Regions from separate parts of the Mus musculus genome. Here region 2 is linked to region 1. The links are chromatin loops, found by intact Hi-C in ENCODE. Cell type or tissue: left cerebral cortex. All regions are shown on one strand. Links, peaks and the distances in the headings refer to the core of each region. The heading gives the core; the rest is flanking DNA. Region 1 has its middle 11 kb from the start of Gm39352. Region 2 holds the start of Anp32a (acidic (leucine-rich) nuclear phosphoprotein 32 family, member A).

Region 1 (12,029 bases), core at 1,770-9,769:
AAGGAGCCCTCTGTCAACAAGGGAGAGAAAGGGCAAGCTGATGTTTAGACACAGAGCTGTGTCCAGATTGCATGAGCAGGAGAGTCACACCTCCGTGAGGATAGGGACCCTCCTAGACAGTGCCACCAGTTGACGACTCAAATACTTGAGCCCCAGGGGGATTTTACATCCAAACCATAACAGCGCCATGTTTGGACCAGATAAGGATCTTCTCCTTCCGGGGTCTCACTCATCCTGTCTTCTCCATAACCCAGGATGTGAATGGAGCCATGAGCCTAGCTGTAAACTATGTTGCCTCCAGAGTGCCAGGAGGCCTAGCAAGGCCAAGCTTACTACAAGGACCTTGTGCCCGGAGCAACAGCCTGTCTTTTCTTTTGGAGGGAATATCTCAGAACACCTCTGTAGTGCCAAACCCCTCAAGCTTCACAGAAGTGTCTGGTCCCTGAACTTGTAGTCCTGGAGTGCACAGGTCTTACCTAGGCTTCAGGTCCTCCTGCCTCTGACCTGGCGTCCTCCATGGCCTGGAGGCCCGTGAGATGACAACTGCGTGCTGATCTGCTGGCTACATGGCAGTGGTGGGAGAGAGCTCTGAGTCCTGGGGCCGCATCCTGATTCACTGTGTCTTGCCATCTATATACGAGTAAGTGGCCAATAGCTTTATCTGCTCCTAACTGAGAGAGGAAGACCTTATTCACCGATCGATGCCTGGTACCTGGACCTGAGTCTTACTAATCTTCCCTATCAGTGACCCTGGAAGGTTTGTGGGGTCAGGGGAGTTCAAGATCGACAATGAGACAGATTATGGAGAGTGATGAGTTTATATTAACATGGTGGACAGACGGACCGTTCAGGCCCCAGTACTAGAGACAGACAGCAAGGTGGGGGTCTCTGAAGAGATGAATCACAGCCCCCATGGCAGGATGGGGGAGGGTTCACAGGAAGATCCAGACTCTCTGGTTCCCATGCAGGAGGCAGGGAAGGGAGGGAACAGGATCTGTGGCCAATACTACCTTTGATGACAGCTCACTTTCCAGGTGAGAGATGCAGGCCCTGGGCGGCTGATAGCTAGGCCCTGGCATTCATTCCCAGGGGGGTGCCTCTGGTGTCTGTGAGGAGGCGGCTACTGCCTGTCTTACAGAGAGCACACTGAGGTAGGTACCTCAATGGGTTACGGAGTACAAACTGGGGTCCGTACCTTGATGGGTGACACACACTGTCCTTAGAAGTCAAGAAGGTCCAGTCTCCTTCCACTGACACTGTGTTCCTGGGGTTGTTAGAGCCAGAGCCTGGGTCCTGGTAACAATTGAGGCTCGGCCGTCTGTCCCCAACAGTCCAGTTCAAGAGACAAGTAATGAAAAAAGGCAGAAAAGGAGCTGTGGTCAACGTGGCCACATTGGGAACAGGATCAGAGAGCAACAGTGGCCCTGCCCCTTCTCAAGATCATCTCCAGGGTCTGGCACCTGACGTAGGTTCAGTTTTAAATAGAAGGCAAGAGGTATGCAGAGTTAATTTGTCACAGTGAGGTCATGCTGCCCGTCGTCATCGTCGTTATCTGGGGTCCAGTCCCTCTGCAAGGTAGTCTGACGGCTGGAATCTCTTGTCTGGAGACAAGTTGCCCTCTGGCCAGCTGCAGGCTTTAGCCCTTTCCTTCTCCCATCATGAGCTTCTTGGGGAAATGCTTGGGGGAGCGTCATCTCAGTAGTCTAATAACCAAAAGCATAGCACCTCACCTAAAAGACCTGGAGCGGCTTGCTGGATTGTGAGCCAGGATGACTCCTTGCCTCTGGGCCTTCTTGCTTCCCTCCCTAACTTCTTAGCTGGGGTGTTTCTTGTCACTGTTTTTCTGGTGTGGAAAGGGCAGGTGGCACTGTTGGTTAAATATCCGCTTCACCGGAGGACCAAGCTTACATTTGCTCGTCATGCTTTGACTCCCACCCAGGCAAATTACTTGGGTGGTGTCTTACGGTTTTACTGTTGTGAACACCATGACCAAAGCAACTCTTTCCCCCCCCCCCCCCCCAAGACAGGGTTTCTCTGTGTAGCCCTGGCTGTCCTGGAACTCACTCTGTAGACCAGGCTGGCCTCAAACTCAGAAATCCTCCTGTCTCTGCCTCCAAAGTGCTGAGATTAAAGGCGTGCGCCACCACCGCCTGGCCCAAAGCAACTATTATGAGGACAGCATTTAATTAGGGCTGGCTTACAGGTTCAGAGGTTCAGTTCATTATCATCAAGGTGAGAGCATGGCAGTATCCAGGCAGGCATGGTACAGGAAAAGCTGAGAGTTCTAAGTCTTCATCTGAAGGCTGCTAGCAGAAAACTGACTTCCAGGCAGCTAGGATGAGGGTCTTAAAGCCCACACTCACAGTGACACATATACGCCAAGGCCACACCTCCAAATAGTGCCACCCCCTGGGCCAAACATATTCAAATCACTACAGGTGGTAAATTCAATTCTTTGTGTGGAATTGTGACTTAAATGTCTGACTGACTGTGGTGTGGTCATTCTCCAATGCTAACATTTCTGAGGAAAGGCAAGTCTCCATTTGGCCTCCACCTTGTCCTCCATTTAACATTCCCAGCTGAATCCATGCAACCCTCGTGCAGGTTACCAGATCTCGAGCCATCAGGGGCTTTAGGTAGCTCATCCCACATGATGGACACACAGTAACTAAGGGTCTGATTCTTTCCCTCTTCCCACGCTGCCTGGGAATCAGACAGCCCGACTCGGGAAGGACTCTAGTCATCAAATACGTAAGACCTCTACCCGCCCCATCCTGGAAACCTGTAAGAGAGGACCTCTCACACTCAACCTCATGGGCCTGAACTCTCTTCAGAACTACGACCGACTATGTCATTAAAAACTGCCCTAGTAAAACTGCCCTCTTACTAAAAAGAGAGTCTGCCTCAGTTTCCCCCTCAAATCAGAGTCCCTAATACTCTGAAGTTCAGCGCCATCAGCTATAAAACCAGAATACCATAGCACTTATCTTATATGGCTTTTTTTTTATTGAAATAATTCCAGGTGCAAAAGGAGTTACATTGTAACACCCATCTTATGTCAGGAGTGTGGAGTTACTCTATCTTCTGAGGAGTATCTGTCATTCCTAGAAAGGCCAGCAGGTGGTACTGTCTCAGAACAAATCTTTCCACCAGTTTCTCTGTGCAGGTTTTCCATTGGGTTGTTTGTGGTGGGTAGATTGGGGAGGAGGGGAGGGCAAAGCTGACAGGAAGCAGTTATAGAGAGTATAGCACTCTCCTTTTCCAGAGGGGGCGTCACTAAGACCAAGAAGTGCTCAATACTTTCCACTGGCTGTGACAGAATAGACTGGAGTCCTCTCAGAAGAATCAGGCTGGAGTCCAGGGGACATTCTTGCCTTCTCCTTGCTTCATGGACTAGGATGCCACAAGACTGGCCAAGTAGGGATGCGGCAAGGACCAGTCATAGAAAAAGGCTGTCTGTGCTCTCCAGGCTGACTAGCGTCCAGAGAGATCTTGGTTATCAGGTTGACCAAGCTCTCTTCTCACAAACCGGATACTGGGAACTCAACAAAGTCATTTAACCAATGTGTTCCAGAAGCCAGAGTCTGGTCCAGGCCATGGGCCCAGGTCTCCTGCTTCCTAGATTGATCCCCTTCCAGTTTTTCTTGGTTCAAATGGGAAAGGAAAAAGTATACAGGAAAAAGATTGGCCCAAATGTCTTCCATCTCTGCACCTAGGCCACTCCTACTCCCTTTCACTCTGATGCTTAACCCATGACCCCTACCATCACAGTCTCATGAAATTGCCCTTTCGTCTCCTGCACTTGGAGTTTGGACAGAGGGCATCCATTTTTGTTAAACAGGAACACAATCTAGAGAGGGTACAAGCCTCCCAGGGGAAAGAAATAGCCATAAGAGGGATTGGGGGAAGCAGGGCATTGTTGCTGGGCAACCAACTTCTTCTGTTGCCTCGGTAACAGCCCCATCAGAGGGAGGCTGTATGCAGAGTGTGCCTATGAGCTCCAGTCCTGGTGGCACCAGCTGGCTGGGTGTCCCCTCCCCCCACCCTGTTTCACACGGCCTCCTGCACATATGGGAGGGCCCCAAGCAAGGTTACAGCCCTTTCCCTCTGCACCTCCTGCCTTCTGCACCATCCTTCAGCACAGAAGCATATGCTGTGCACATCCAGGTAGTCCGCTTGCCTCCAGACTCCTGTTCATACTCTCATTCACTCAACAAACATGCACCCTATGGTGCCTACACTGCAAGGACTCAGCCAGGTCCCAGGACACAGGGAAGTCAGGTAGGGTCACACAGTTTCAAGCAGTAACTAGCAGGGTAGTCAGACAAGTAACTGTGAATGCATTTGACCAGAGAACCATGGAGTCACAAAAGAGTGGGCCTCCACATCTGAGGGAGGAAAGGGGGAAGGGGTGGGCCGTGTAACACACTCCCAAGATGCCATGATCTCCTCTCCAGAACTTTGAGCAGTACTCACTGAGGCAAAGGGAACGTGCAGCTGTGACTACATTAGGGACTGTGTGGTGGGGAGTTACCCAGATCATCTTGGTGGCCCTGGATGTAACTATGGGTCTTCCAAGAAAGAGAGAGAACTAGAGAGAGGGAGATGGGGTGGTAGAAACACATGGCAGGAGCGCTGTGAGGAAGGGCCACAAAGTGCAGCATCTCCACAGCCCTCTGCTTTGGACTTCTGACCTTCAGTGCTGAGAAAGTATACAGTGGTCTCACTTCAAAGCATCAGATTTGTGGTCATTTGTAAGAGTGGCCACAGGGGTGGGGGGAAGAGTTGCCACAGAAAACTAATAGGGGTTGGAGAATTTCTTGGAGGAGGTGATGTCTGGTAGAACTCTAAAGAATTAGGGGTGAGTCCCTCAAGGGACAGAGAAGCCTACTTAGACAAAGACCAGGATGAGATTGGCTCTGGTCCACTGTGCTTTCTCAAGGCCGTGAGAGATAGACAGGGAGAGGAGGTAGAGGCTGGCAGTTGTGAGAGAGGAAGGTAGTGGCCGGATCACACCGGGTGTCCCAGGGAGCAAGAGGGAGCCACTGAAGGTCACAGGGAGAGGTGGCTGAGTCACACTGCAATGCTGAGGTCCCTGGCTTCAGCAGAAAGGACTGTGGAAGCAGTATAGTCCCCATGAGAGTTGAGAACAGCAGCGATGGGATGAAGGGGCAGCAGGAAAGGCTAGACTCTGGGATGAACTGGGGCGAACTATGGACTGACTCCATCCATCCCACTGTTTGGAAGACAAGGAAAGAACAGGTAATTTGGGGCTTTGGTTTTGCCAGTAGGTGGCGCCATTGGCCATACGGTGGTAGGGAGCCAGAAGTCTGGGGCAGATGTAGAAAGGAACCCAGTGTCTCTGAGCAAAACCCCAGGAGGTGGGAAATACTTACTGGGAATTAGATAGAGGATGCTGCCCAGAGAGCCTGTGGCTGTTAGGGTGCCTCTGCGGAGGCACCACCCCAGTTACCTCCTATTGCAGTTCCAACCAGAAGGTTCCAGAAGCTGACAGAGACTGAATATCTGAAGAGCAGCCCTGTCTGGGACCTAGAAAGCAGCTCTGTGTTCTCAACATCTCAACTCCAATTTCTTTATAAAACCTAGGCAGACTCCACCCTGGCCTGAGGAAGGGGACACCGTGGATCCGTTGGTGGCCCACCCTCCCACCCTTCTTCCAGTCGTCCAATATCCAGGAGAGCTGGAGGTGCCAGTGAGGCCTGAAAATGACCAGAACCCAGCTGGAAACCAAGAGTCTCAGGTGTATGGCAGGTCAAAGAAGGATGGGTACCGGCAACATCCTCACGTCCAACTCTGGGGGTACGTCTGTGAAAACACTGGGGTGTGAACTGGTAAACTGGACAGTAACTTAAAATTTTCCACCCTAAGAAAGTACTCTCTCCCACCAGGTATAGGGGCACACACCTTTAATCCCAGCAGAGGAGGAGGCAAGTGGATCCTTGTGAATTGGTGGTCAGCCTGGTCTAAGCAGTGAGTTCTAGGCTAACCGGGGCTATAGAGTGAGACGCTGTGTGATAGTTTGAGTAGGTATGGCTCCCACAGACATTTTGAATGCTTGGTCATAGGAAGTGGCACTATTAGAAGGTGTGACCTCGTTGGAGGAGTTGTGTCACTGGGAGGGAGGCTTTGGGGTTATATGAGCTCAAGCTAGTTGAAGTCACATGGTTTCCTTCTGCTGCCTTCGGATCGAGATGTAGAACTCTCAGCTCCTTCTCCATCACCATGCCTGCCTGCACACTGCCATGTTTCCCACCATGACCATAATGGACTGAACCTGTAAGCCAGCCCCAATTAGATGTGGTTCTTTATAAGAGCTGCCTTGGTCATGGTGTCTCTTTATAGCAATAAAACCCTAAGACATGTCTTGTCCTGTCTCAAGTATACAAACAAACAAACAAACAAACTCCTTTTACTCAGTAGTTTCAATGTTTGCAACATATCCTAAAGAAATAAACAGAGGCAGGTGTGATGGCACACACCTTTAATCTCAGCACTTGGGAGGCAGAGGCAGGCAAAACTCTGAGTTGGAGGCCAGCCTGGTCTACACAGCCAGTCTTGGACAGCCAGGGCTACACAGAGAAACCCTGTCAAAACAAAACAAAACAAAACAAAAAACAAACAAACAAAAAAACAGAACAGAACAGAACAGAATATCTATGTGCAGAGATGAACATGGGGCAGTGTTTGTAGTTGCCAAAACTGAAACAACTTATTTAACAACAGGGCAACATTGAGGGTTATTATAGCTGCTTAGAGAAAAGAATATTATGAACCCCCAAAAAGAAGAGTCTGAGGTGGGCATGGTGGTGCATAGCTCTGTTCAGGGTCATCCTTGCTTAAACGGTGACTTTGAAGATGGCCTGCCATCTTGTCTTAACAAACAAGAGAGATTTGGAAAAAAACAAAAACCTGTAGTGAGTGGAGGATGCATCTACAATGTTGCATCCTTATATCACACAGTATTGATTTCAACCCTGACAACTGTAACAAAGCCACTGTCCAGTTGGTTCACCAGACAGGCGCTTTCAGCCAAGCCTGGGGAGGCGTCTGGGATGGAAACCACAGAATGCAAGGAGTTGACCTCTGACCTCCAAGATGTGAGTTCTTGCAGGATCCACACCCCCAAGAAATGAACAATAAAACCTTACCAAAAAACCTTAAAAAACAAGTTGTAGAAGGAAACCTCAACTCGCTCTCATTTCCAGGCTTTGGTGTTTTTGTCTTTTTTGTTTGTTTGTTTGTTTTTGTTTTGTTCCTTTGTGGTTTTTCCGAATTTTACCACATTTTCTACGATAAGCAGACAAACTTTCAACCTATAGAAAACAAATTTGGTTAACCAAAATATCCTTGTTGAAATCAGATGCCAGCCAGTAAACGGCAGGGCTGGGACCGAAAGCCAGGCCTGACTCCAAACTGCCACACCCCACACCCCAGTGACAAGAGTTGAGTGTCCAATGGAGACTCCCAGGCCCACCCCACTGGCGGGCAGAGGATCTGAACAGTGGGCAGCGTTTTCTACACCATCCAGTCTAGAGCAGGCTCAGCTGGCCCTCCCTTCCTCTGCAAGGGCGTCCACTCTCTCCCCAGGCCTAAGGCCAACCAACGACACCATCTCCAAAGACCCTGTCTCCAGAAGGTCCAGTGACACTGTTGTGGGTACCAGGGCAGAACTGTGTGCCTGTGCCAAAGGAGCTCTGCTGCCCGCATTGGCTTCAGCTCCACAGCACAGACCAATCACCCTCGGCCATCTGCCTGATTCTCCGGCCTCAGTCCCTGTCAGTGACAGAAAGGCCTGCGGCCAGCCCTGCGCCCTCCTCTGCTATCAGAACAACCTTCGAGCACTGTGGGGAAGGAAGCTACCCACCAAACAGAATGTCAGCTCTGCCCAGGACCTGGCACGCAGACACAGGGCAGACTCCATCAGGTGACTCACTCCTGGTGACTTCAGGCCTGCGATCTCCTCCCCTGGCCTGCAGGGGGCGGGGTGAGAGTGTCACGATCCAACCTGCCCACTGAGCAATAAAGGTGTTGGTGGAGGACAGCTGGTACCCCATCTTCTGCAGCTCCCACCTCTACGGGGCCAGAGAAGGCTCTGGAGGCAGGTGGATTTCCCACATGAGCAACCAGAGGGACCTAGAGAAGGAGTGGGCTCAGCTGAGGGAAACCTGCCTGTTTATTATAAAGCCATCAGAATACTAGAAGAGGCAGCTCTCATTCCCCCAAGCCTCTGTTGCTGAGGTGACCCATGGGGACATGGCCCCTTCTGCCACTTAGTAATGTACTCTTCTTCCCTACCCTGTCTGTCATCTTCAGTTTTGTTAGATAAACACCGACTGAGCGGGCTTTGTACAGAGTGCCTGCTTCAGGGGAAAAAAATATCCTTGCAGCAGATTTGCCCAGTTGCAGGAAGAGCCACAGCCTGGTTCCAGAATTAGAAACCTTGAAGTTTTTTGCTTTGAAAATTCTAGAGCTTTCTTACAGAATCTTCAGAGACCCCAGCAGTGTATGGGTAATTTGGAGAGCGCCAGCGGATTCAAGACCAGCTACTGGCCTGCCAAATCCCCGCATGCTCATGTGTGAAGATGCAAGGTCTGCATGTGGGGAGATGCTCCTAAGCCCTTCTGTCTGGTTCTTTCCCTCGGTTTGCAGTATCTGCAGGGACCTTTCAGGTTCTCATGGAAAACAGCAATAGTGGGACATCAATCCGTGCTCTGCACAAGGCTTTCCGACTCTGGAGTTGTAGTTCCAAGATATGTCCACCAGAGGGCGCACCGGCCACATTCTTCTGGATTTGGCGGCACCGGTCACCAGCACAAGAGCTAGGCTAGCACAGCTTCAAGGACTGTAGATCTGGAAGCGGGGGAATCAACTGAGATGTTGAGACAGAGAAGTTAGACTGTAAAAATTCTAACATAACTGAACCACACCTGTTGTATGGAAAGTTCTTGCACTAAAACAATTGCTCACTGTTCCCGTCTTTGAAATTCAAATATAACGAAACAGCCCGTGTTTTTATTTGATTACCTGGTAAGTGTACACTGAAGCCTGCTACAGACACAAGAAGGATACAATAAAAAGATAAATAAAAGTATTCCTCACAAATAATAACCGATATTTGTAAATGGCATTAAATTTAAAATTATTACAGAGACAAGAGAGACTGCTCTATCTTGATAAAAGGTCAATCTATCAGAAGATTTAATGACCGTATAAATGCAGGACAGCGGACCCCCCCCCCAATATAGGTAAATATTGACAAAAACCCAAGACATATCTACAATAGTTAAGAATAGTGATGTCTCATCATCAATAGCACATGGACCAGCTAAATGGAAGGTCAGTACAGAGACAGAGGTCTAAACAGCACTCACTCAACAGCAACTCAACTCGTGGTAAGCGTTCCATCAACGAAATTTTATCTCCATTGTGAGGTATTAATTAATTAATAAATTAAGAGGAGAGAAACCAATTTGACTGTAACTCGTGGAGGTGGGACCTTTGGGGGAAGATAAAGTTAATGGAGTCCTATAGCCAGAGGGAGCATTTGTCCGACGGTTGAATGGACGTGGCTATATAAAAAAAGGAACGGAGCTCTGAATTAGGACATGAAGGTCCTCTCACTGGGTGATGTCCTGCAGTGCTTTGTGACTGGTATGGCCCTCACCAGATACCACCAGGCTCTGAACTTCTCAGTGCTCCAATTTCTGAGCCAGATAAACCTTTTCTGTTCATAAACTACCCAGTCTGTAGTATTCTGTTACGGCAACAGCAAACAGACGATAAACCAGAAGTCCAGCTCCTCCCCATGCACACACAGGCAGTCTCCAGCGCAGGCCGTGTGCTAGGCAGCAAGACAAAGCTCGGGACATTTTAACAATTGAAACCATCCAAAAGCACATGTCTTTTTTACCACAATGAACTAGAACAAAAAAACAACATAAGAAAAAACAGGAGAATTCACAAATATATGGAAATTTAAACAATGCGTTCTTACATAACCGATGTGTTAATGAAAAAAAATCACTAGTGAAATGGGGCGGGGGAGGGAGTAAAATTCTGGAAACAAAACAAAAGCATAGAATAGTAAGACTTGCAGGATCCAGCAGGCCCTGTCCTCAGAGAGAGAGGCACTCACGGCCATCCGGGCCTGCATCCGCAGCCTCTCTCTCTGCAACCCTAAGCTACTACAAAGTGAGGTACTGACTAAAGTCAGAGGAATAGGGACGGAATGGCACAAACTAGAACAGAGATAAACAAATCAGGCAGGAAAAGCACCAGAGAAAACCCAGGAGCCCAAAGGCTGGTTCTCTGAGACCCAGTCACAGGACTGGCACACACGTAGTGAGAATGACCAAGGAGTAAGATGCACTGCTCCCCTGCTCTCACTGGACGTATGGCTAGTGGATTTGCCTATCCTAGCCTGCTTTGGGGGTCCCCCCTCCACCTCCAGCGCATTAGGATTGTAGGCCAGTTACCATTCCTATCCAGCTTTTACACGGGGGCTGGGAAACGGAACCCTGGTCCTCAAATGTGTGTGGCCAGTGCTTCGCCCTCTGAGCCATCTTCCCAGCCCTCTCTTTCTGAATTTTTACTTTTTACTTTTGGTTTGTTTGATTTGTTGATTTTATTTGAGACGCTGTCTCTCTATTTAGTCCTGGCTTCCCTGGCTTGCCATATAGACTAGGCTGGCCTTGAACTCAGAGACCCTCCCGCCTCTGCCTCCCAAGTGCTGGGATTAATGGTGGGCTCCACCACGCTAGGTGGCCTCGGCACTATTTCTTTCAACAAGGACCACGAGTGATTAAGTTAGCAGTGTAGGGGACTGGAAACCTACTCCAGGATCCTTTGTGTGGAAAGGGGACAGCTCAACTCTTGGGATCGAATGCTCTCTTCAGAGCACTGACCGAGAAAAACACTTGTCCAGAGCCCTGAGGAACCCAGCCTGCTAGATGCCCCATGTCTGTTCTCACTTTCTGGAACCTTCCAGCCGAGCTAGCAGCAAACTGCTTGGGCCCTGCTGGAACACAGCCTTGGCTGATGTCCCCCAGGTCCCCTCCCCTCTATGTCTGGCTGTTTCCCATGCCATGTGGTCCTAGCCCTCAGATGGCAGAGAGGCAGCTCGAGGAGTGAGCAGGAGGAAGCCTCCCTGTGTTAATTGGTGCTAATGAATTCTTGCAGCCCTTTCTGCATCTTCCTCCACTGCTGCAGGAAGCTGCTGACAACAGCACCTTGGCACTGTGCTCTGCACATTGAAACCAAGCAGTGCCCTCAGCCACCTCAGCGCCCTGCTGAGTGAGAAGAGGAGGGGGAGCTAGGATGTGGGTGGGGTTTACAGTAGTGTCAGGGCCTCAGAAGTGACTTCGACAAATCTTACTCACGTAGCCATCATTAAAATGTGTGTGTGTGTGTGTGTGTGTGTGTGTGTGTCTGTATGTGCATATGTGTGTATGTTTATGTGTATGTATGTGCATATGTGTGTATGTATATGTATGTATGTGCATATGTGTGTATGTGTATGTGTATATGCATGTGTATGTGTGTGCATATGTATGTGTATATATACATGTATGTGGATGCATATATATGTGCATATGTATATGTGTGTATGTGTATAAGTATGTATGTGCATATGTATGTGTGTATTGTATATGTATATATGTATGTATATGTGCATATGTGTGTATGTATGTGTGTATTTTTGTCTATGTATGTGTGTATGTGTATATGTGTGCATATATGTATGTGTGTATGTATGTGCATTTGTGTATGCATGTGTGTATATGTATGTGACTGTATATGCATATGTGTATATGTATATAAGTGTACGTATGTGAATGTATATGTATATGCATATGTGTACATGTATGTATGTGTATGTGTGTTTATCTGTGTATGTGTGTTTATCTGTGTATGTATGTATGTATGTGTGTGCATGCACACATGCATCTTCATGTATGCGTAAGCAAGGGTCAAACTCAGGGGTTAGCCTTTAGATACCAGCCAACATG
Region 2 (12,029 bases), core at 1,255-9,254, 210 kb after region 1:
GTGGTGCTTCAGGGCAGTACAGAGGCTGAGTCTAACGGAGTTAGAATCCCAGTTCTGTACCGACCGGCGGTGATCTGGAGCTCTGACTCAATTTCCTTGCATTTAGTATAAGAATAACAACAGTACTTAACATAGTGCCCTTGTGAGGCTAAATTAACTGATGTCTGTAATCCACTTAGCAACATGCCAGACACAGTAAGGAGTTATGTGAGCATCTGCTATTATTGCTGGAGTTGTTATTTTAAACCTCCAAGGGGCCCTAAATTATTCCTCCCCACTCCCCAGTATCTGCGACTATATCAAGCACCTGCGAAGGGCCAACTCAAGCCAATAGTGACTTATTGATAAAAACAGAACTGTCCAGTCTTACAGGACACATGTACAAAACGTTGGATGTAGACTAAGGTAATCTGTCCCAGACCACAGGTTGGCAGGATCCTACCTCCTTGTAGCTGGTGAACTCAAGCCAGGGTCTGTGTGGCTTCAGAAGCCAGCCTCACCATGGAACCTTCAGATCAAAAACAAGCCTCAGCAGCTGCCAGTCACAAGAGTCAACTGATCACCCCATACCAAGGCCACATTCAGTTCTCTGCCCCCAATCCCCGCTTGGCTTGCATAAATTGGAGCAAACCGCCAGGCCACTCTCCTGAACCCAATTAGGCAGTAAGTCAACCTGGACGGAAAAAAAAAAATGCAACGCATTCCAGAGGTCAAAGTAGACTCCCGGCTCCGATAGCAGCCTTTGCCCGACACTTCCATGGAAGTTAGTCTCTACATGCAGACACCAGCCTACAGCCTGCGATGTGCCTAGCACACGCTTGAGTCCCACATCGGGGCCTGCATTAGGAACAAACTGCCCGAGTCTGAAGGCAATACAAAAGGACAGTTTACTTTTTTTTTTAAAGAAAAATCCTATTTCTCTTTCGGTTTAAGGTAGCGTTTACTATGTAGTTACCTACCTTCCCCGCCAAAACAAAAATGGGGGGCGGGGTGGGAGGCGCGGGGTGAGGAACTGGATAAAGAGCGAGAGAGCTCCCTCAGCCTGCAGAGTGCTGCGACACCCACCTGAAACTCGACCAACCTTTCTAGAGAGCCCAGCCCCGGAGGGCGTTTCCCCAGCGCATCCAACAACTCGTCCCTCCCGGGTAGAAGGCTGACGCCCTCGGCATTACAGAGGGCCACCAGATTAAAGAGCCTGAGCCCCTCCCGCCCTCTAGTTTCACCCCCACCCCCATACACCACCCAATCATTTCCGCTGAAGGCGCAAACACCAGCGCAATCGTTTCGCCTTCAAGGCCACCTTTCACTACGTGCCGAGCGCAGCAGGAGCCACGGCGGAAAGCCGAACGGGGGGGGGGGGGCAGGGAGTTGGGGCGGGGGCCGCTGGATAAGATAGACCGTCACCTTTTCGGGGCTACTACAGCTTCGGGATCCTTGGACCCTGGGTGGGAGCCCCTATAAGGCCGAATGCGAAAATGGGGTGGGGGTGTCCCAGGGGCCAGCTCCTCCAGCAGCCACCTCGCTAGAGGGCGGCCGTCGGGGCGATGGCGCAAGCTTCTCACCACCCCCACCCCCCAAGCGCGACAACAGCCACGGTGACAAAATGGCAGCTCGGCGCCCGACTGGCGAGCCACCGGCACACAGCCGGGGACTGCTGCCCCTGCACCCTAAGAATGCCAGGGCACCCTGGGGATAGGTCTCCCAATGGCCTAGTAGTGCAAATGGCGAGAGCAGACGGGCCTGTAGATCCTAGGAGGTCGAGGGTCCCCGGCACGCCGCGCCCTCTCCAGACCAGATCCTCAGGCCCGCGCCGAGGTTCGACTGTGCCTGTGTGCTCTCAGGCCCCCACCGCTGGGCGCCACGGTCCCCGCGGAGCCCGGTCCGCGGCCGCCGTGGGGGAGGGGTGGGCCTCCGGCGCCCCGGGAAACATGGCTGCTCGTCCTAGTACGGCGGCGTCGCGGCCACCAGTCCCCGAGATGCGACTTGGGAGAGAGGTTGCAGAAGGTGGGTGCGTGGGGGGGACTCTGGGGAGGGAGGTTCCCCGGAACGATCTGTTTTCCAAAAACGTTTATTTGAAAAAAGCAAAAACCCAGCAAAACAACAACAAAAAGCCAGTTCCTCCTCCCCCACCCCTTTTGTCCCTCTTTCGAGAGCTTTCTGCCCTCCCCTCCCCCATGCGCAGCAAGTGCCCCCTCCCCCGCCACCCGCGCGCCCCACCCCGCCATAAGCCCGGAGGCCGGCGAGTGGGCAGCAGACTCACGGCGAGGGGGCGAAGCGTGAGAAATCGCGCCCAGCCCAGAGCGCCCGCCCCTCCCCCAGCGCACACACTCGGGGAAGTTTAAAGAGCCGGTTCGACCCGCTTTCCGTTTCGCTCCGGGTCAGCTAGTACTGTGGACCGCTCGGTCGGGTCCGGCGCTGCTGCGCACCTACTCGCCGGGACCCTGAAGCCCCCCAACTACATATAGGGGTCTTCCGGGAAAGTACGCGGGAAGTCGCGTTCGGCCCCCTCCCCCCAGCACCACACCCAGTCCCTTCCACCCCCCGGGATCGGGCACCCTGGCTGGGTCGGGACGCCACCGGGCGAACCAGGCAGCCCCCGCGGCAAGTCCTGGTGCTAGGGGTGCCCCCTCCTTCCGCCCTGCGCGCCATAAGGCTGTAGCACGTCTCCAGTGCACAGCTGCGTGAGGATGGGCGGTCGGCAGAAAGGAGCTTGTTTTCAAAAGTCTTACTCAGGTTTAGAAGGAGGAATTAGGAGAAAAGAGGAAATGAGGCCTGCCTTTGTCAGGATTCGAGGGGTCAAGTGGCTGGAGGGGCGACAGGTCAGCACAACGTGCTACGCGAGCCCCCAACTCGCCCGAGCCCCAGACCCTCAGGCTAGACCCGAGATCTTTCCCGCCCGCGAGCTCCTGCTCCCTACTACCGAGCCTAGAGGGGAAGTTGGCTAGGGTTTCCACCGCAGACCCTAAGGTCTCTCGAATGGGTCAACTCGCAGACAACACGAGTGCGTGAAAGCGAGAGGGAGACAAAAATAAACAGTAGCTTTCGAGTCACCCACCAACCCTCACTTCCCCTTGCAGTGGGCTCGCGCCCAGCCTCCCTGTTCCCACCGGTGTAAGTTTCCTCCTGCCATACTCCCGCCGCTGCCCAATCCATAACGGCTACGGCCAGACGAACTGCCCATCCCAGAGCTGCGTGCCTGCCGTGCCCGCAAGAATGTAGACTGGGTCGGTCCCCACAGCGGCACTAGCTCTGGGCAGCTCGGGTTCTGATAAAGTTTCTCGTGCCCATTTATTAACCAAGCGCCGAATGGCTGCCAGGGAGCCCACCCCAGGAGAAGCAAGGACCGGGAAGGTGGGGTGTCTGCTGCCGATGAGGCGTCAGGGTGCCAAGGCTGGCATCTGGGGAGGGAGCCGGGGGCCAGAACGGGACGCAGCCTCCGGGCAACTTACATTAGCGACGCTCGTGGTTGGGGAGGCGCGAGGATTATCTGAGCATTTGCACACTTCACAATCCCTCCCCCTTAACCTAAGGTACCCCCCCTCCCTTTCCGCGAGGAAGAAGGGAGAAAAGACAGCATCTGGCCCAAAGGTGGGGTGGAAAGAGTGAGAGAGAAAGGAGAAGGAAGGCAGACAGAGAAAGGGAGGGAGGGAGAGAAAGGGCGCGTTCACGAACACGACAAAGTTACAAATATGGCTCCCCACCTCTCGCCTCATCCCCGCAGAGAAACGAAGACGCGCTTTAAACTCGAGCCATCTCCCAACTCCGCAGCAGTCGGGTCCCCACGCGCTCTCCCCGGGGTCCTCGGGCTACATTGATCAGAAACTATACCGGACTCGCGAAGCCCAAAACTTATTGTGTGCGAGCGAGCGAAAGAGACTGCAAAGGGAGGGGGCAGGCGCGGGAGGGGGCGGAAAGGGGGTTACGCTTCTAAAATATAACAACCCCTTTTTGTTGTTTAATCCAGGAGGCAGCCCATCTTCTCCTCCCCTCGATCATCTTTTCCATCCAGATGCAAGTCGTGGGAGCTGAGAGCTCGGACGAGGGTGAAATTGCCGCCTTCCCTCCGACCCGAACGCGTGCGCCCCGCCGGCCCCCCGCTGGGTGCACACTCGCACGCACACCCTCGCACCCATACCCGCACACGCGGGAGCACACGCACAGGTAGTCAGTCACACACCAAGGGCAGCAGCGACGGCGGACGAAACATGCTCCGGTGGCATTGCAACCCCCCCCACCCCCGCCATCCAACCTTGCAATTCATTTGCAGTCAGACCCCAAACCCCACACCTTCCCCGGAGCCCCCCTCCATAAAAAAGTGCCTTCCCCCCAAAACACACACGCACACATAACACAAAGTAGGAGAATGGACCGACAGAGATATTTTTGGCAAATGCTCACATCAGAGGGCGTCCTGTTCCGCAGCTCTAAATAAATCCGTTTGTCCATCTCCATCTCTCGCGCTCTCTCTTTCTGCAGAGGATCCTGCGCCAGCGGAATTCAATCAATAAACCCCGAACCCACGGCCGCGCGTTTTAGGACTTTGAAGGCTCAACCAGCTCCGCTCGGTTCTCGAGCCCCCAGCACCCGCGGCGCACACTAACCTGATCGCCGTAGAGGCGGGACCTGCGGCTCCTTGCGTGGAGCGGCGGCAACAAGAGCCAATCAAATGGCGAGGCTTCGGACGCCAGCCAATAGTGGTGGTGGCGGCGGGGGGCAGGGTCCAATGGGCATCCTGCGCAGCGGGCCAGGGAGGCTCAGCCATTTGGCTGTGGTGCCGGAGACGGACCCCTTTAGATACCGGGGCCGCCGAAGAGGAGCGCGGCTGCACCTTGGTGGTTGCGCGCTGGGGGCGGGAGGGAAGGCAGGGCAGGTGCGTGGACCTGAAGGTTCGTGGCCGGGGGCGGGGCCGCAGGTGCGTGGACACGGGAGGGGCGGGGTCCTTGCGGGGGCATCCTCTGGGTGCTGGGCGGGCGGACGAGGCCTGGGGCGCGCGGGCACAAGGCAGGCCCAAGGAGGGCGCGCATTTTTGGAGCGCACGAAGGACAAATCCCACCACACACACACACACCCCGGGATGCCCACTTGGCACAACCCCTCCGACCGGTCTGCTCCCATCTCCGCAATTAAATAATCAAGTCTTAAGTGCATGACGCTCCCACATCCAAAGGAGCGAGGGCGCGATCTCGACCCCAGAGGCTTGGCAATCTGATGCCCTGTCTTAAAAGAAGCAATTCCCCGAGAGTCATCGGGGGGATCTTGTATAGGGCAATTAATGAATGGAAAGGCCGCAGATGGAGAACTGTATAAAATATTAAAAAGTGGAAAAGGAAGGTGCTGGGAACTGCCGATTCTCAGAGCCGAACATAATTGACGGGCTTTATAGGATTTTTTGAGAGAGAGCGTTGCACGTTTCATTCTAATCGTTTGGTTGGATCTGCATTGCCAAAGAGTCGCTAACTGGGGGCACTTACGCCAGGTCTTACAGTTGCTTTGGGTTTTGTTTTTGTTCGACCACGTTACGTTTTTTAAGAAACCTTTACAGCCCTGGTTCCCATTGGGTTACCAGCTTCCTATGGGCAGCCCTCGGACCTCATGGTACTATGTGGATGTCCGGCTGTGAACAAATTACGGGATACATGTTTAATTTTATTCACACAACTTTATCATAGTGTCTTTTCCTATGTGTCTTCATCTACACGCTTCTGCAAACACCCCCAAAGTAATTCTTTTTTTGAGACATTAGAACTAAGTATTTTATTTAGTTAGTTCTTTTAGATCAAACAAATGGATTTGAAAGCTGATAAATGTTTATTCTAAGTAGCTGGAAGTACAAAATAAAACCATTTCGTCTGGGTAAATATGTAATTTCTTTACGTTGTTCATTTGACATTTCTTATCCTTAGATTTTTGTTAATTTTTACAAAGGCTGTATATCTGGAATGTTTCAATTGTATTGTTTCCTTTTAAAAACACAAAGAACTCCAAATTATCTCTTTGCCAATGTATCAGCTCATGTTTCTGGATAAGGTTTTTAAAGCAATAATAGTTTTTCATTACAAATATTTTAAGAAGGTGTAGTGTACAAAATCTGTTATAGCAGAAGTCTTGAAGTTCTTGTTCTTTTGGATGGTAAATGCTCGCTTGCTTCTTAAACACTGAAGTTGAGGACCTGCTATCAGCAGTGTTGTGAGAGAGTCCTTTCCAAGGAATAACTCTCAAAACACATCGGAGCAAGGAGGTGTCCATTCTACCTCCTCTGCTAAGAAGCCAAGAGCTCAAGTGACAGGGACAGAAGAAAACAGAATTGTGAAGAGGTGGAAGTTTCATATGAAGAGAAACCAAAGTGTTAGAGACTAATTAGAATAGAAAACTGAAAGTGTTAGACATCACTTCATTTTGGAGCATCTTCCTTTTACAAATTTTGAAGAACAGCTTTTGCATTTAGTGTCACAAAACTGAAAGATGGCTTTTACTCGGTGTCAGTCAGTATAGAAGCTGAACCATATATATATATATATGTATATATATATGTATATATATACATATATATATATGAATGTGTGTAATTATTATTTACAGGGTTATTAAATTACATTTTTATTGTGTGTTTTAGTGGTAGGTACTGCTCCCAGTTGATCTGTATTTCAGGAAAGTAGTAAGAAAAACCCAACCTCTCTTGGGAGAATTTTTATATGGACCTGGAACAGGTGCGGTTCCTCATTACAGACTGAAACTACAACAGGCTTCGAGGAATAGGCAGTCTGATGCTGGGCAGTGGTGGGCAGGTGGATTTCTGAGTTCGAGACCAGCTTGCTCTACAGAGTGAGTTCCAGGACCAGGACCCCCATGGCTACACCGAGAAACCCTGCCTGAAAAAAAACAAGGGAGGGGGGAAGGACTAGGCAGTCTGTAGCAGTGTTTGATTCCTGCTGGGAATTAATGAGATGCAAATCAAGTTTTGAGCCTCCCCAGAAAGGAGTGGGCTTCAAGTAAGAAGGGCACCTTCAAGGGCTACCAAGAACCATCGCAAACTAATGAGCAGCCTGTTCTCAAAGATAAGAGCAGTGGGTGTCCTTAGCCTCTATGTGTCTTGAAGGTTTTGTTTTTATTTATGTGTCGAGTGTGTGCACGCGCCCGCTCACATAAGTGCAGCTGCCCAAGGAAGCTAGCCCGGAACACGTTCTTCTAGAGCTGGAGTTCCAGGAACTTGTGAATGGACACATAGGTGCTGGGACAGGTACTCATGTCCTCTGTGAGTGCAGCAAGTGCTCTTAACTGCTGAGCCATCTCAGCCATCTCCAACATGGTGAGAAAGTCCTGCTTTAGAAATACCCACATCGTTGCTGCTGCTTTAACTCGAGGGGTCCTTTGTTCAGTCTCTGAAGATGCAGGCCCTTTGGTTGTTATTAGTCAAGCTAACGTGTGCACAGTTGAACTTCTTTAACTTGAAGCATCTAGACTGGAACCTAGCCATAACCCTTTTCCGCTCACCCTGGAGCTTGGCTGCCTGGATCCCAGAGACAATGACCTGGAAAGGCTCCAGCTTGCCTGTGTGCTCTTCTGTCCTTACATATAAATAGCTTTTAGAAATGTAGATTATTCTTTTGAAACCCCATGGTAACAATGTGAGGATGTCTGCATTTTGATTTGAATAGCAAAGGAATGTTGAAGTCCAAATTCTAAAAAGTCACTCATAGTTTTCTATTGCTTAATGAAGCATTAGATTATTTTTTAAGTGTATATTACATTTTTGTGTGTTGCTGGGGACATGTGCTACTTCACATGTCTGAAGACCAAAGAACAACTTTCAGGAGTCAGCTCTTCTACCTTGTGGAGCCCAGAGATTGAAATCAGGTCATCAAACTTGGCACCTTTACCCACTGAGCCATCTGGCTAGCCTGGGTGACTTTTTTTTAAAATGCTTTAATGATTGAATAGTTACTTTGTTACTGAGTTGGTCATGGAGAAAAAGTACTAACCAAAAATAGTTACTACAGGTCACTTAAAAAATATATACCATGGTGACTCCTACCTATAATAGCAATGAGTTTGAGGCAGCCTGGGCTATTGGGCAAAACAGTAAGTCAGGCATGATAGCCTATTCCTGTTGGTCCAGCATGGAAGTAGGAGTAGACTGACCTACCCAAGATCTCTATATTAAAAGCTAAGTTGGGCTGGAGAAATGGCTCAGCAATGGAGAACTCTGGCTTCTCTTCCACAGGATTTGGGTTCAGTTCCCAGCACCCACGTGGCAGTTACAACTGTCTAGAACTCCAGTTCCAGGGGATCTGGTGCCTTCTAGCCTCCAAGGGCATCAGGAACACACATGGTATACAAACATCCATGTAAAACACCCATACAAATGAATTTTTTTTAAAGATTTATTTCTCTATTATATGTAAGCACACTGTAGCTGTCTTCAGATACTCCAGAAGAGGGTGTCGGATCTCATTATGGATGGTTGTGAGCCACCATGTGTGCCTCTGCCTCCCAAGTGCTGGGATTAAAGGCATGCGCCACCACTGCTCAGCTCTGAAATTTTTAAAAATAAAATATGACTATAAAAAAAAGGTAAGATAGGAGACATGGCTCAACAGCTTAGAGCAACTGCTGTTCTTGCATAGAACCTGAATTAAGTGGCCAGCTCCTATATGGCAGCTCACAGCCATCTGTAACTCCAGTTACAGGGGATCTGATACCCTGTCCTCATTTCTGAGGGTACCAGGCACATGTGGTGCACATACATATATGCAGACAAAACACCTATATGAATAAATCTTAGAAAGAAAGTGGACAAAGTGATGCATACCTACAAACCCAGTACTCAAAGGTACAAGCAAGAGGGTCAGAAGTTCAGGGCCATCCTTTGCTGCCTAGTGAGTTTGTGGCTAGCCTGGGCTACATGAAACATTCAACAAAACAATAGCAAGAAGACAATGCAGGGAGTGGAGAGATGGCCAAGTGGTTAAGAGCATTTATTGCTCTTATAAAGGACTGGGTTCCATCCCTAGCACTCACAGGTGGCCCACAACCATCTAATTCCTAGACACAGAGTACCCATTCATATGTGTAAAATAAATATGAAAAAAGACAATGGAATATGAAGTCAATTAACAATAATTAACTAAAGGCAATTAACTAAAGAATATAGAAAAATTGGCCTTTAATCTCACTTGGGAGACATGAGAAACTCAGTGTTTGAGGCCAGCCTGGTCTACAGAATGAGTCCCAGGCCAGCCAGGGCTACACAGAGAAACCCTGTCAGGAGAAACCAAAAAGAATAGAGTAATATCAACTAATTTTGAGTATTTAATTTATTTTTTAATCAATATGGAGTTGAAGCTCACCTCTATAGGAAAATTGTTAAAATGCATTAAGAGACAGGTGTGGTGCGCACCTTTAATTCCAACACTGAAGAGACAGATTTCTGAGTTTGAGGCTGGCCTGGTATACATAGTGAGTTCCGGACCTTGTCTCAATATTAAAATGGAATATATTAATATGGGGATGCAAATAAACTATTCCAAGAGCCTTCTAGCACATTTTTATTTGTTCTTCATTAGCTTCCGAGGCATGTCTGCCTCATTGGAACCTCCGCTCTCTAATAGCAACTCTCATTCGAACTGACAAATATTCAAAGTTGTACCCTGCACTAGTCTCCTGGAGTTAGAAGTCTGCTGAATGCACTCAGATAAATTAATAAATTTGTACTATATTTTCATTTGAAATGTTGGGCCATCCCCGAAGAATATTGCAAGTGCCTTAAGCCTTCTCTGGACACTCTAGATGATTTTAACTTGAATATAAAGTTTTTTTTTGGGGGGGGGGTTTAGTCTTTTAAAATGTATACTTTTGTGTGGATATCAGAGGGCAGCCCAAAAGAGTGAGCTCTCTCCCTCTACCATGTGGCTCCTGGGGATGGAACTCAGGTCATTAAACCTGGTGGCAATTCTGCCCACTGAGCAGTCTCACCAGCCCCAATAGAAAAGTGCTGAAATCATTTGCATATGACCCGATGACCCTGTTAGGACTTTGAGGGCTCCCACCCAGCAGAAGGACACCTATTCTCTGCTAGACTGGCTGATTGATCCGAACGCCACTTACACGCCTCTTGTGTTTCACGATCCTGTCACTTGCACTTGGACTTATTTAAGGAAAATTTAGCAGGGGTGACAAATACATTTCACTCGGCAGGATGGAACTTTGTGTCTAGATCAGTGTGGCGCAGCGCTGCTGTTAGCTGAAGAAGAAGAGCATGCATGACTGGGAAACGTGTGGGACGAGATGCGGGCCCAGCACGGGGATCTGCTGCCCAGGCACTTTCATAACGGCTAAAGGAAACCAAACAAAAAAGGAATGCCCTGTCTCCAGCGTAAAGGTCGAGAGGGTCACGCAGAACAGGCTGGCCTTGTTCACTCATTGAGTAGCTGACATGACCTTGAAGTTCAGATCATCCTGCCTCCACCTCCCCAGCCTGTGTGGAAGGTTAGGATACATATAACTCACGTATCCCTGTTTCTCTGTTTGCTGCACTTACTGGGAAAGGGACTTCATTACATGTTTAGCATCGACCTGAAGCAGAGTTCAGACTTAGGTGCAGATCGAAGCTGAAGGCTAGGCACATTACAATGAAGATGTCCAGAAGTAGGCAAGTGGTCCCTGGGCTCCTGGCACGATGTAGACACCTTAAAGAACACTGTGGGAAAACCAGAAAAATGTTAATGGCAAAATGAATGCAAAACCCACAGACACATCATTAAAACTGGTATTCCTGTGGGCAAAAAGGTAACCAAGCTCGCGCTTGTAGAAATGGATAGATGGTCTGCTCCAGGTCAGTACCCTCAGCTTCTTGGGAGGCTGAGAAAAGAGGATAAAAAATTCAAAGTTTGCTGGGGCTTCAGGGTGAGTTTAAGGAATCTAGGGATATAGATCAGTGATAGAGTACTTGCCTGACCCCCACAATTGAAAAATAAATCAATACCAAGGCTGAAATATACCCCTTCATACACCATTTCAGATCAGTTATATTGTGTTTCAGCTAGAAAACACGCGCGCGCGCGCGCACACACACACACACACACACACACACACACAGAACCTTAATAAATTTGATTTTTTTTTTAAGGTTAAAAAGGTGTTGTAGGAATTCAATATTTTTGTATTTGTTAAAGTGTGGTTGTATTAGTTCGTTTTGGTTGCTGTGATAAAACACCATGACCAAACCGACTTGTAGATAAAGTTTATTTCAGCTTACTATTCCAGAGGCAGAGTTCATTACAGCAGGGGAGGCCCGATTGCAGGTGGGCCAAAGCTGGAGGCTAAGGAAATCACATCCCAACTGCCCACAGGAAGCAGACAGCCAGAAACAGAAGTTATCTGAGGTTACCCATTCACAAAGCCTGCCTCAGTGACAAACTTCCTCAGGGAAGCTCCATGCTCTAAGGCTCTCTAACAGCGCCACCAGCTGGAGACCACGTGTTCAAACACCTGAGCCTATGGGAGACATTTCTTTCAAGACACCACAATGGCACAATGGCACTATTGCATGAACGATGTGATGTTCTTTGTCGGTGCCAATAACTTCTTTCCAGAGAAGTGACACTAACGATCCTGCTTACTGATTATACAAAATGTTCTCTACAACCAAGAACTCCGTGTGTTAGGAATCCGCTCTTCTCGGATAATTGAATACAAATCATGACAGAGTGCTAATTACTCACCCAAAATCATCCATTTTCTCTTCTTCGTGAATAGTGGAAGCTTGACCATGCTTCTCAGCTACCCTTGCAGCTAGATGGGATCACGGAATTGAGTTCTAACCAGGAGAGTCTACACGGCAGTGAGCCTGCCATTTCAGGGCCTGAGATCACCAGTGCATGGGAGAAGGATGCCACAGAACGGCTGGGGCGACCATGTATTATGACGTAGAACCTATCACAGCAGCCTGTGTCCCCTAGAGCCATTCCAGCAACTTACTCATCTGTCTATCAAGAGAGAAACTGGGGAGTCAACCAGTTAACTTGCTGGGT

The links. Peaks named below come from ENCODE experiments on the same cell type or tissue, not always from the same donor. Only the 100,000 strongest peaks of a DNase experiment are listed, where the experiment ranks them.
Region 2: it touches region 1 in a loop (4-fold over the local background); 5 of 42 quality-filtered maps call a loop at or near these places.

The regions. Positions count from the first base shown.
Region 1 is chr9:62,546,773-62,558,801 of GRCm38, reverse strand. No RefSeq gene overlaps it. Among named protein-coding and RNA genes, the nearest start is that of Gm39352, 11 kb to the right of the region's middle. In left cerebral cortex, for the core only: CTCF peaks have their summits at 3,108 (motif pointing right), 5,283 (motif pointing right), 7,983 (motif pointing right) and 8,775 (motif pointing right); DNase peaks (open chromatin) are centred at 3,952, 5,297, 8,037, 8,787 and 1 more place; H3K27ac peaks cover 2,964 bases.
Region 2 is chr9:62,333,924-62,345,952 of GRCm38, reverse strand. Anp32a (acidic (leucine-rich) nuclear phosphoprotein 32 family, member A) reads right to left here and starts at 4,610. Exons shown (of 7, transcript NM_009672.3): 1 at 4,399-4,610. The coding sequence starts at 4,452. It overlaps Gm20346 (predicted gene, 20346), which reads left to right and starts at 1,306. Exons shown (of 2, transcript NM_001378702.1): 1 at 1,306-2,004; 2 at 3,965-4,451. The coding sequence starts at 1,545. The coding sequence ends at 4,029. In left cerebral cortex, for the core only: no CTCF peak of the experiment used is centred there; DNase peaks (open chromatin) are centred at 3,381, 3,661, 4,032, 4,670 and 5 more places; H3K4me3 peaks cover 4,967 bases; H3K27ac peaks cover 4,086 bases.